Regions from separate parts of the Homo sapiens genome. Here region 1 is linked to region 2. A link is an interaction called in ENCODE POLR2A ChIA-PET data of the cell type or tissue named here. Cell type or tissue: OCI-LY7. All regions are shown on one strand.

What was found. Peaks named below come from ENCODE experiments on the same cell type or tissue, not always from the same donor. Only the 100,000 strongest peaks of a DNase experiment are listed, where the experiment ranks them.
Region 1: POLR2A ChIA-PET joins it to region 2 with 6 read pairs; 15 of 35 experiments call an interaction of 5 or more read pairs at or near these places.

What each region holds. Positions count from the first base shown.
Region 1 is chr22:40,202,766-40,205,265 of GRCh38, reverse strand. All of the region lies in intron 1 of TNRC6B (trinucleotide repeat containing adaptor 6B), which reads right to left. Among named protein-coding and RNA genes, the nearest start is that of TNRC6B, 26 kb to the right of the region's middle. In OCI-LY7, no CTCF peak of the experiment used is centred here; a DNase peak (open chromatin) is centred at 1,515; H3K4me3 peaks cover 870 bases.
Region 2 is chr22:40,048,962-40,051,461 of GRCh38, reverse strand. It overlaps a transcript of TNRC6B not described here. Among named protein-coding and RNA genes, the nearest start is that of TNRC6B-DT, 5.7 kb to the right of the region's middle. In OCI-LY7, no CTCF peak of the experiment used is centred here; a DNase peak (open chromatin) is centred at 1,021; H3K4me3 peaks cover 1,849 bases; H3K27ac peaks cover 2,500 bases.

The DNA of each region.
Region 1 (2,500 bases), 150 kb before region 2:
GTTTGCTTACTACAATGCTACAAATATTTATTAAACTTCTACTAAGTGCTTGAGGTAATCAGTGAATGCAACAGACAAAAGATCCTGACAATTTTCACTATGAGGTGGGAACTCAGCACACTCCAGTGTGGCCCAGTAGTGGTCAGGAACAGTTGATCAATTTATTAGATCACATCTGTGGAACACACCTGAGATTATCATTGTGAAAATTAACATATGTTAGGCAAACTGCTCTTAGCTACATAGTTGTATACTGTCTTCAAAATGGAAAAACTAAACCATGATGTTCAGTAAGATAAAAATGTACCTGTACTTTCACAATAATAACTGATGAAAGTGTTTAATGTCATTAATTTCACTGGATAAGTGAAATTGAAGGTTAGAAACCAACTACATTTTTCCTATGCCCATTTTAGTGAACTGTTGGTATCACTATAAAAACCAAGTAATTGGCAACTTATTAAAAATAGAAAAAGCAGCAGCAGCAGCAGAGACAGAACAATGGCAGGTGGCCTAAGTACAGCAGAGCTTCTTAGTAGCCGCAGGCAGCTCTGTCACTACCAGAGTCAATTATTCTCACAGAAGAGCATCAAGGAGGCCAGGCAGCCCCCCTGGGTCAGTTACACATGTATCATTTAGAGATAACATCCTGCTTACAAATAGTGGTGCAAACATTGAAACCCAAGTTCCACAACTGCTTTTGCAACACATAAAATTTACGCTCGCTAGTCACTTGTTAGCATTTTTGGAATGCAGTGGGACAGAGGAAGCAGAAGGTCAAGCCCGTAGCCAGGAAAATGTACACTGTCTGGACTCTGTTAGTCCCTGGGGACTAGAGTGGCAGGGGATGAATCTGGAATGACTGGCCCTGGCTACTGGCCACAGCATCCCAACAAAGGCAAAAAAAATTGAACCTACATGCCTGGTTTATCCCAATGGTCCGTGAATAAATGCCAGAGGCTTACATTTCACAGGACTGACCAAAATTCACAAGTATGTAAAAAGTTCCTGCCCTATACCTCCTTTTCCTATAATTAAACAACAAAGAACCCACAGAGTCTGAACACAGTACAGATGGCTTATGAAATACAAACGACAAAATATTCATATCCTCTAAAAATTAAAGAGATGTGGTGGCATATAAAGACACAGAGTTAAGTATTTTGCTCAAAACTCTGCATTATAAAATGTTTCTCCTTTCTCTTTGCTGTCTTTTTGATTCGCTTTTATTTATTAAGAAGCGAATAGGGATGAAAAGTAGAGGGCTGAGGAAGGTGATGCTATTTGGGTGGGGAGATGGAGAGAAGGAAAACTGAAGGAGGAAAGAAAAAGCAAAATAGACACATCATAAAGGGCAATAAAAGAACAACTAGAGGCCCACGCCGATGCTGGACACCCTCCTCCCTCTCTGACTAACAGCCCGAACCCTTTTAGCATTCTACATCACCGAACCCTTAGAAAGATGGGGCTAGAATATTCAGTGGTTCCTGAAGGTACTTCTCAGCAGCACCTGCCATGTGGCAGGAAATGAAAACAAAACAAAACAAAATTGGCAGAAGCAGAAGGCCTCACCACACGATTCTGTTCTGATGACTGAACCTCAGGCTGTATAAGGAAAGAAAACACTTGGTCTCAAAACTTCATTTTAAATACAGAGCTTATTATAACTAAAGAATTACCATAAGTGGTATCTATCAAAGTAATCAAAGAGTTTTTTAGGCTGTTTTCCCAATTCTATTTTACCTTCTTCAGTTTTCCTTCTCTCCATCTCCCCACCCAAATAGCACCCAAATGTACAAAATTTGTACATTTTTGCATTTTTATGACATACCTGGAAGAGATTAAAGCAGACGCAAGGAGTACTCTCATGAAGGTGACTTTTGTTACGGAAGGGCAAATGGCAGGACATGAAATGATGGAAAGAGCAAAGTGGGTCATAGAACCAGAAACAACCCTGGTGGGAATCCATTAAGGGGGTGGGCCAGACCCTGGACAGGGGTAAGCCTGGCATGCTGTGACATATTAGGTCTTTGCAGAGTGTCCTGACACCTGGCTGGGAAGCACCCATAGCTTAGAACCAAAAATATGTTTTGAGCTACCAGTTAAGTTTGCTCACCAACATGTGATCACCAATAACTACTTCTCTCTACTATACTCAACAAGACAGGCTGATGATCAGTGGCCAGCATTTTTTGAAACCTGCTACTGAGCTAATGCAACCTGCAAGGCTGAAGCCCATTCAACACAGAACTTGGCCTTATCATAGTCTAAGACAATGGCCTGAAGTCCTCCTCACTAAATTCAGTGTGTTAGATCAAACATTAGTGAAAACCTGGGCGAGAAGGAAAGGGCTAGCAAGAAAAGACAAAATGTGTGGAAATAAGACGGATGGAAGCAATGCTGACAAGCTGTAACTTTGGAGATACCCAGTAGTGCAGACTCTGAGGTAAACGGTCAAGAGCAGAGCTCCTTCCACCTGCAGTTATCCCCTCCACGCAGT
Region 2 (2,500 bases):
AGTATACAACGTCTTTAGAAGCCCCATGCTGGGTGGAGGGAGGAGTAAGAAATCAAGAGCAGGTTGAAATACGGAAGAATAACAGCTGCAAGTGCTGACCCCAGCCTGGACAACCAAGGTGCAATACTTGTGGGACTTAGTGAGCTTAGCACAGTTTAGTTTAGATCTAGTCTGGCTTAGTGATAAGGGATTCCATGCAGAGGTACAATTCAGAACAGGATTGGTGTCCTCTTCAGCAATTTTGGAATCTATCTCACTGTGGCAAGACTTCCAACAGTGAGATCAAGTCCCAGAGGAGACACTGAGGACGTAGGCAAGGCTACCAGAAACTACAGGATAGGCTGGGTGCGGTGGCTCACGCCTGTAATCCCAGCACTTTGGGAGGCTGAGGCAGGTGGATCACAAGGTCAGGAGTCCAAGACCAGCCTGGCTAATATGGTGAAACCCCATCTTTACTAAAAATACAAAAATTAGCCAGGTGTGGTGGTGCGCACCTGTAGTCCTAGCTACTCGAGAGGCTGAGGCAGAAGAATTGCTTGAACCCAGGAGGCAGACGTTGCAGTGAGCCGAGATCACGCCACTACACTCCAGCCTGGGCAACAGAGCGAGACTCTGTCTCAAAAAAAAAAAAAACCCAAAAACAAAAAAACTACAGGACAGCAATAAATAACAAAAGCAAAAGCCCAGACTTACAACACAGCCTACAAATATTTACTGGAAGTCTGTTGTATGCCTGACACTTGGCCAGGCTCTGGAGATACACTGAGATTCAGGACCAAAACAGACATGGTCCTGAATCATGAATTGTGGTGACAGCTATGAAAAAATAACAGGAGCTCTGCCAGTCTTAACTGAGGGTGGATGGGGGTAGTGGGACGAGAGCATAAAGGAGGGCCTTTCTGAGGTGACAATTTAATCTGAACCTGAAGTTAGCTGGGTAAAAGCTAGTGGGGAGCAGAGCAAGGACAGCCCAAGCCAAGAGAGTGGTGCAGGTGTATACAAAAACAAAAGCCTTAAGGCCGGAAAAGGCTTGGGCAATTTGAGGAACTGAAAGAAGGACCTTGCAGTTAAGATGCTCAGAGAGGAGGATGGGGTGTAAAAGAAGTGAGAGAAGGTTGGGGAGGCCAGAACACACAGAGCCTCATAGGATAAAAAGTAAAATCCCAAACCGGCCTGAGTGCAATGGGAAGTCATAGAAGGGTTTTGACCACAAGGAAATGCTACAATCCTAAAGGGGTTCTAAGTGCTCCAACTACCCATGCTCCTCTCAGGTCGCTGGATCCGGGCTGGCTTGGTAGCAAAGGGGCAGCAGCCAGTATCGTAACTAAGTAGCAGGATTCCAGGTTTGAAATAACAGAGTTTATTATATGGCCCTCCAAATGCTCCAGGGTTGCAAACTTGAGAGGATGATGGCACCACTGAAAAACACTAATAATAACTATAATTATAAATTATAGAATAATAATTAATAGAAACTAACGATAATAGAAACTAATACTAATGGGAGGCATTACTTGACTTTCAACATACTGAGTACGAAGAAGTAGCAAAGAATGCCAGCCGGGCGCGGTGGCTCATGCCTGTAATCTCAGCACTTTGGGAGGCTGAGGTGGGCAGATCACCTGAGGTCAGGAGTTCCAGATCAGCCTGGCCAACATGGTGAAATGCTGTCTCTACTAATAATACAAAAATTAGCCAGATTTGGTGGTGTGCGCCTGCAATCCCAGCTACTTGGGAGGCTAAGGCAGGAGAATCACTTAAACCCGGAAGGCAGAAGTTGCAGCGAGCCAAAATCACACCACTGCACTCTAGCCTGGGCGACAGAGCGAGACTCCATCTCAAAAACAAAACAAAAAGAATGCCAGCAGGTAAATATGGATTTTGTTTTGGAGTATGGAAGAGAGGTGAGGCATGGATATGCAGGCTAGCATATACAGAGGTGACAGTTAAGTCTCATAAATAACACTTATGAAGATTAGAAAAAGAGAAAAATAAAACAATAAAAGGAGCCCTTAGTAATTGACCTTAGTGTTTATCTCCGGGATAGAAGTCAGGAAAGGAACGACGCCCCAAAAGGTAAGAAGGAGGACAGTACGATGTTAGAAAAACTTAAGAAAAGGCAGAGAGTTAAGAAAGCTGACTGGGCACGGTGGCTCATCCGTGTCCTAGCACTTTGGGAGGCTGAGGTGGGAGTTTGAGACCAGCCTGGCCAACATGGTGAAATCCCTAAGGTCGGGAGTTCGAGACCATCCTGGCTAACACAGTGACCGGCCAGGCTGGTTTTGAACTCCTGACCTCGTGATCCACCCGCCTCAGCCTCCCAAAGTGCTGGGATTACAGGTGTTAGCCACCGCGCCCAGCCAGCAGTGTATAAATGTTTTAAATAAATGAACAAATGTTACCTTCTATTCTCTTTGTACTAAAAATACAAAAATTAGCTGGGCGTGGTGATGCACGCCTATAATCCCAGCTACTTGGGAGGCTGAGGCAGGAGAATCGC